2 separate regions of the Homo sapiens genome follow, and region 2 is linked to region 1. The links are chromatin contacts, found by Hi-C or POLR2A ChIA-PET in ENCODE. All regions are on one chromosome and are shown on one strand. Each heading gives the region's core, a stretch centred on a gene start or an enhancer-like site at or near the end of the contact. The rest is flanking DNA. Distances are from core to core; before and after follow the strand shown.

The links. A loop is a pair of places that touch in the nucleus more often than their neighbours do. ChIA-PET counts read pairs that join two places held with the same protein, here RNA polymerase II (POLR2A). Pooled maps may share reads with other maps.
Region 2: a pooled map shows a loop between it and region 1 (5-fold over the local background). The contact joins the enhancer-like site here to the promoter of SLC9A9 in region 1. A Hi-C loop is called at or near these places in 3 of 37 single-sample maps with no recorded cell type and 4 of 50 pooled maps. POLR2A ChIA-PET finds 5 or more read pairs at or near these places in 1 of 52 experiments (activated T-cell).

What each region holds. Positions count from the first base shown.
Region 1 is chr3:143,846,436-143,850,446 of GRCh38, reverse strand. It overlaps SLC9A9 (solute carrier family 9 member A9), which reads left to right and starts at 1,979. Exons shown (of 16, transcript NM_173653.4): 1 at 1,979-2,299. The coding sequence starts at 2,125.
Region 2 is chr3:144,126,726-144,130,736 of GRCh38, reverse strand. No RefSeq gene overlaps it. Among named protein-coding and RNA genes, the nearest start is that of DIPK2A, 160 kb to the right of the region's middle. RefSeq lists enhancers at 1,981-2,080, 2,161-2,220. Within about 2 kb of position 2,301, at least 3 of the 41 ENCODE cell types and tissues checked have a DNase peak (open chromatin) inside an H3K27ac peak, as active enhancers do.

The DNA of each region.
Region 1 (4,011 bases), core at 730-3,229:
AATGTGTTGACATCAAACCTAAAACTTTTTAAAAAGACGTGTAAGCCAATCAAAACATTCTATGGGCCATTAATCTTTTGTCAAGTTGCTTCATTGGTTAAAAGAGTGAAACTGGATGTCACGGATCAACCAGAGAATGTTTATTCTACTCAGATGGAATAATTGTGATAAAAGAAAACCAAAGTAATTCAATAATGACAAAAAACAAAAGGACAGGAAGTTTCTGAATTTGTGTTATCTTGTATATCTGACAACTCGACTGAACCTGTGGAGTTGCAAAATCATAAAGGTAGAACCTGCTAGCAAAGCTCCATGAAATGCTTGCAAGCATTAGCTGATAGGTTTCAAAACAGTATGAATATTAGTCATCACAGATATTCCTGCCAAAAAGGGTAGCGTGTCAGAAGAACATCTGCAGCACACATAAATACCCTCTGCTAAGTTAAACTCAGAGAGGAAATAAGCTTCCAAAGTTGCACAAAGCAAAGATGCTGAAACAGCAGAGCTTTGTATTAAGGGGTTGATAGACTTGCTCTCATGGTGAAACTGTTTGTTGAGGAGGTAGTTAGCTCCCAATAATATTACATGCTTGACCTTTAGCTTTTAGTGACAAAAATTGTTTCAGGACGCATTTGGGCTCAGCCTACTCAATAAGAAATCACATTGTATAAATTGAGCATTAATTGTGTCAAAATGGGGATCATAAGTGATTAATACTCCCAAATTACAATGATATGGTAAAATGAAAAAAAAAATCAGCTAACCCCAGGATATACCCAAATGTGTTATAGGATCAAGTGTTAAAAGCAAGCAGGTCATAATATTTGCTAAGAAAAAAGAAAGAAAAGGAAAAAAAAGCTGCAGAACCCATGGTATTATCTTGAACTATTTTAAAGTAGAAAAATATGAAATCAGACAGGAGCAACCTGCCACATGGAAGATGATCTGAAGAATCATCACTCTTATGATCAGAATCCTGTGAATACAGAGCTTTCATTTCTGGTGGCAGAACCATTTCTCAGTGAGCAACATTGTTTTGCCATAGGACAGAGGAGGTTGTGATCTATTGCAGATTTCTGTGGGTCCTGGATGCCGAGACCAGGAACCCTACAAAGAGAAATCCATGCATGTGGCGTTGCTGAGGATGGCTGCGTGAGTTTCTCTTTCGAAGTAATGTGTTTTGTTTTTTTTCTTTTTTGTCTCAACGTATCCAAACAGTACAGTTGTAGAGATGGGGATGGAATTTTATTTGTCTTTTGCTTTCATTGTTTTCTCTTGTTAAAAGAAAAACAATTGATTTAGAGTTTAAAGGCTGCTCTGCAACTATCAATTATATAAAGCCAAATAGAGTCATATACTAAATCCTTTCTTGCTTCTCAACTAAAAAAAAAAAAAAAAAATCCTGTGAAATCACTTTAGGTTTGCTTAACCAATGTACAGTCATGATTTGAGAGCATAAGAAACCCTATAAGAAACCCTATGCCTTAAGTGAATCCCATTGTGAGATACTTGAGCTATGAGGCGGAAGTTTCAGGCTAAGCAGTGTAATATCTTTTCAGGAGGCTAATATGCTGATCCATTTAGAGCACAGAGGCTGATTGATAACTGTGCTATCAATCCCCATCACTTTGGCAGGTCTTGGTTAGAGAGGAAAGATCTTGCATTTAGGTGAAGTTGAGTCAGGAATTGGCTTTTTGAACTTAGAAAACGTTGCTAGTGTAAGGCTACCTTTTTTATTATTAATCTACAGTTCATATTTATGCAGCTTAAGAAGACTTATTTGGAATAATAAGACCGTGATTCAAGATCTTAGCATCATTGCTTGCAGATTTGTCCAGTATGAAAGATATTTTCATGAGATGAATCACTTAAAGACATTAAGAGTCAGTGATGAAACCACACACTCTCGAGTTTGAAAAGAGACAGGGCTGCTTTAAGAGAGAAACAGGAAGTTGTAACTAGAAGCCATCTGAATACTAAGCCAGGGCAGAATGCTTGTGAAGTAGCAACTAAAGTGGCAGTGTTTCTTCTGAAATTCTCAGGCAGTCAGACTGTCTTAGGCAAATCTTGATAAAATAGCCTTTATCCAGGTTTTTATCTAAGGAATCCCAAGAAGACTGGGGAATGGAGAGACAGTCAAGGGTTATGTCAGAAAAGGATGAGTATCAGTTTCAACATCAGGGAGCGGTGGAGCTGCTTGTCTTCAATTTTTTGCTCATCCTTACCATTTTGACAATCTGGTTATTTAAAAATCATCGATTCCGCTTCTTGCATGAAACTGGAGGAGCAATGGTGTATGGTGAGTGCATAAATTGTGAGATTGATGTGAAACTTGTTGCTTGAGCGTAATTAGAGACTTGTGCTCAGATAGCAAAGTACCGAAACTGGAGAAAATGTGCTGATTGAAATGTCATTAGTTTGATGAAAGGTGCTGCAGCGTAACGAATGCTAATCTCTTTACAGACAAGCCGCCGAAATTTGCCATGTCACGAGAGCAAATGTCACAGTCATGTTCTCACACGGCACATAATGCAAGTCTGTTGACAGATGCGGGTCCATTGTCATGTGGGGAGTCGAGGGCGAGCTGTTTGTTTTTGTAATGATGTTGGGAAGTGATGGCTCTGCAGTCACAAAGAGCAGCCTTCTCTCACTGGCTGCACCGATGAACATTACGAAGTTCTAGAAAAAACATCACTTCAAAATGCCTGGAGTAATTCCTCTTATATCAACTAATTTCAAGAAGAAAACTTGCAGAAACTAACCCCACCCCTCTTAAGAGAATATTGTGTCCAAGTCCTTTTTATTTATACGAACAGTGTCTTATTTTCTTATAATAAAAAGTTATAAATAAACGAGAGTTTCTTTATGCAGTACTTTTTACTTCTTAGCCTGATTTCAGATGTTCTAATTTATAATGATCATTGCTAGTGTTATTTGTTATGTATCTCCTATTTATGTATTGGAGGCCAAGGTGTGGAAAAATATTTAACACCTGCAGTATTGCTCTTTCTGGGCAACTTACCGTATCATTCCTTTCAGAAAGTTTAATAAAGTCTGACAGAGATTATCTGTCTGTACTCTCATCTTTTAAAGTAAAATGAAAGACACCAGTTTTTACTGGTGTTACTGATGAAATAGTTTACTTCACTGCTCTTATCTCAGCCTGATAATGGATAGGAAGTTTGAACACAATGGCAACAGGCAAGGCATTGCTATAATTTATAGCAAATAACATACTTTTATATTTGGGGTTTCCTCATTTTGGAAATCCTGAAACCCTTTCCTAAGCCTGAGATTCAGGGTACAGATCAATGCACATTGTATATGCTAATCCTGTGGTGTCCTGATATTAACAGTGTATAGTTGTGATTTCAGAACCTAAGGAATCCTAAGCCTTAAGTGGATCCCACTGTGAGATACTTGAGCTATAAGGCGGAAGTTTCAGGCTCAGGAGGCTGATATGCTGATCCATTCAGAGCACAGAGTTAAATTCCTTGGTACTGAGGGTCTTTTAAAAATTTTTTGCTTGGGAGTGGGGAGGGACAGCATTAGGAGATATACCTGATGTTAAATGACGAGTTAATGGGTGCAGCACACCAACATGGCACATGTATACATATGTAACTAACCTGCACGTTGTGCACATGTACCCTAAAACTTAAAGTATAATTAAAAAAAGAAAAAAAACATAACCCAAATGCAAAAAAAAAAAAAACCTTTTTTTGCTGTATTGTTTTATTTATTTTTTAAAATTTAGTGGAGACAGGGTCTCACTATGTTGCCCAGGCTGGTCTCCAACTCCTGGCCTAAAGAGATCCACTGACCTTGGCCTCCCAAAATGCTGGCATTACGGGCATGAGCCACCATTCCCAGCCAGTATTGAGGGTCTTAACGGGCACAAGAAAACTCTCATTTAAGAGAAAAAAAAAATCACAATCAGGTGGGAGAGAAATAGCCAAACAAAAAGGAGGGGATGCCATCAGATGTGAAGCCCTAGGTTCCTGTCATTTG
Region 2 (4,011 bases), core at 1,052-3,551, 280 kb before region 1:
TAAATGATGCCATTGGGGCCAATTCCACAATCTGAATTGGGCCAGCCTTTATCCTCACACTAGTTGCCTTAAAGTCACAAGATAGCTGCTGCACTGCCAGCAATCAGTCTCGTTCCATGTGGGAGAAAGAAGGAAGGGAGGTGTGAATACTAGCCATTTGCTCTACGTAACTGTGACATTTTATGACACAATTTAAAAGCATTGATTCTAGTCCTTAATTTTTGACTAAAAGAAAACTAAAACATTTTGAGGTCAAATGGCTTGCCCCACGTGGCTCAGCTAGTTACAGTTTGCTCAAGTCCTCTTAGTCCTTGGGCTGATGTCATTTCCATTAAGCTCACCACTTTCAGGCAGCTGGGTGGGCTTCCTTTGGAGTGTCAATAATGATAGCACTGGGACTCCTCCGTATTCCAAAGAAGAGCCTGGGAAAAGGTTGGGTCTCTGCCTCATAAGAACCTTTATAGCATGAATACCTAGCAAGTAGGGCATACTTCTCTATCATCCATAGTCTCAAGGCTCCTTGGCAATAAAAAGCCAGAGCATAAAGAAATCTTGGTGGAGAGAACAGTGGTCACAGTCATGATGACTGTGGCAGTGAAGGTGGGGGTGCTTTTTGGGGAAGACAGTGGGAGGTGAGGGGTTGGCGTGAAAGGAAGAGAATTCAATTCATTTAGAATGTGGAGGTTCTCGGTATCTATTTTTCTCAAATTTGCAGACCACATCAAAGCATAGAGACAAACGTAAAGGTCTGATTTGACATCCTATTACTACATAAATAGAAAAGAAAGCTCATAATTATCATGGAAATTATATAGATGGCCTACTGCTTGAACCACCACCAAAAAGATTAAGTAGTTCTGGTTTGACCAAGATGAGTACTAAATTCCTGTTATCAAAATAACTGGGTCATGCAGCTCAATAGGATAACCATCGACTAAGAGTGGCATCATGTAGTTAATCAGGATTCTACTTGGGAAAGCTGAAACACATCCTGCTATGTGTAATGGCAGATGGCCCCAGCATGCCTTCATGCTTGGTCAGATGTTATTAATCTATGACCAAAGGAGCAGGTGGCAAGCAGAGACCGCACGATTTCCTTCAAAAGTCACCAGATCTACAGAAAAGTGTGAATTGTCCCAACATTTTAGAATCTCCATAGTGATTATTTTTAATAGTTGTACTTTTTAAGCAAATGGAAATGAGGAACTCACATTTTATCTCCATTTTCCTAGTGTCTACGAACAACTCCATAGAATTTTTGAGTAATCACTCACTTAAACACTCACTGGACAAAAGTAATTTGAAAATAGAATATTAACTCCACATTTAAAGAAAAATTCATTAAACCTGAGTAGTTCATTTACCATGAAATGCATTTGATTAAATTTTATAGCAGGAATAAGAGTTTCCCCAGTATAAAGCATTCAACCAAATTTGTTACAGATTAAGATGCATTTGAAATATAAATTATTCTAAGCCAAAAACTATTTCCTTTCTGGTTCCCTTCTGTGTGGCCCTAGGACATTACCCTAGGACCAGATAGATCAATACCTCTGTGAGCCTCCTGGAGGAAGGGTCCTGACAAGCATCATTAGTCCACATTGGTATACTTCAGTAAAGCAATTAAAATACTAGCATAGGTAATTAAAACCTTAAATTTATTACCTACAGTTATTAAAATGCCATGGCCAGATGCTATTCAACATTACCCAAATAGCTTTCTTTTCACGTTATTATTTGTATTAGTGAAAGCCATTTAAAAAAATGAAATCCCATTTTAATATATCTTTGTATTTAGATTGCTGTTCTTGCCTAAGAAGAAGAAAAATAACTAATCCCTTTACAAATGAAAATTACTTTCTTGTGTTCTGAACTAATTTAATCTAAATTGTTAACTCTGTGGAGGGTGAGTTCAGAAGGGAGAAATCTCATCCCAAGGGCTAGAAGGAGAACAGGTTTATCTTACTTATGCATCTGGTACCCTAATTCATAAGGGCTTAAACTCTGGACTTACTACTCGTAGCTCACAGCCAGCAGCCAGCCCTTTTATGCAATAAATTCTGCAGTGGCAAAGCAATAAGTTAATAAGCTCAACCCAGGGGGAACGTCCAAGATAAATGGAGAGCTACAGCATAAACCTTTAGGAATTGGAAAGGAACAGCTGTTGAATTCTCATGGGAAAGCCTGTAGGTGATGTTTGGGAGATAGGAGGAAGGGGACACAGAAAGACAACACCCTCACTTCACCCAGCATAGAAAGCGAAAATGCAACCCTCCAAAGCAAACACCTCTGACTCACAAGTGTGAAGTCTGTTTCTTCCTATGCAAATGATCGCCAAAATCTGCTTGTGTTTTAGACTCACCTCTGCAAAAATAAACATGTAGCTGTTAAAGGTTTACATTTGGGGCAAAATACTGAATGCTCTTAGAAAAGCCTGCCTGAGATCTGTTTATTCATGTTTTGTGTCAACAGAAAGCCCCCTGCATCTCTTGGTTACTTCTACTCCACTCTACGTGTAAAGCAGCATTATGTTTGGGATTCAGAAACCAGGCCCTGACAGGCGTTTTAAATAGCATCAACACATCTTTTGTCTGTAGGGAATTAGTTTCTTGCCACTCTTCCTTTTTAGGCTTAGCCCATGACACAGACAATTAGAAAACCCCATTTAACCAGATGGTGCTAAAAAGATTTCATCGTAATGTGCTTTCTAATTTCAATTGGATTGAAGGGGGACACATGAAGGTCATTGTTAATATTTCCCCAAGACTAGACCTTGAATGAAGTGTCTTAGGCAAGTTTGTTCCTGCCTGAATGTTTCATTACCCTTGCAAAACTTCTGTCAAAGCAAAGCTGTTGGACAGGTTCATGTTTAAGAGCCTTAGGAAGCTCCATCTTAGCAGCAATTACAGCACCTACTAAAAATAATTTACAGAGACACACAGAAAGTGTGCATGAAGGTGAACAGTTTGAATGTTTCTGCCTCCTATAGGCAAGATAAACAGCTTATCATTGTGGTTGATTAATTCAACAAAACGACTGAACACTTGATTAACTCTGAAGCGGTTTGGATATGAAATAAGGATATGTGATGTGCTGTAGTCACTACGGCTTCTTTGCATTTTATTTAAAAAAGTTTACATGTCTAAATTCACTCATGAATTCAGTACAGTCAGGGCTACAGGACATTGTCTAGAAGCGTGCCTTCACTCTGGCCTGTCATGGCAAGTTTATATTAAAGGTGACTTCAGCAGAAAACAAGGAGCTTGAGCAGATCCCATCCAGATCCAATACACTCTGGAAAGCAGAGTATGTTCACCTGGTAACATAAGATCAGTGAGGTGGCGATATAATGTGACTTGGCTGCTGAAAAACTGTGATTGTTAAAGCATCTGCCACTTGCTAGTTCTGTTATCTTGGACAAGTTTTTAAGCTCTCTGTTACAGTTTTCTTATCTGTGAAATGTGGACAATATCTCATGAAATTGTTGCCAGGAGTGAATAAGCTAACAGACAAAATATGCAACGCAGTGTCTGGTTCATAGAGGGAGTTTTACAAACCTTACCTCCCTTTTCTAACAAGATAACTCTCCCTGCCTGTGGCAGGCTGAAGAATGAACCCTTCAAAATACATCCACATCCTAATCCCTGGAACCTGAAAAGGTTAATGTATTTGCTAAAAGTGTTCTTAAAAATATGATTAAGTTAGGGACTTCGAGATGAGATTATCCTGAGTTATTTGGTAGATCCTAAGTCTAATCGCAAATATTCTTACAAGACAGAATGTTAAGGACTGAATTTTGTGATCCTCTGAATGTATATATTGAAATCCTAATCCCCAAGGTGATGGTATTAGGAGGTGGGGCCTTTGGAAGGTAATTACATCATGGTGTGGAGCCCTCACCAACAGAATTAGTGTCCTCAGAAGAAGAAACACAAGAGAGATTATTTTTCTGTAAGCCACGTGAGGATATATTGAGAGGACAGCCATCTCCATACAAGGAAGAGAGCTCTT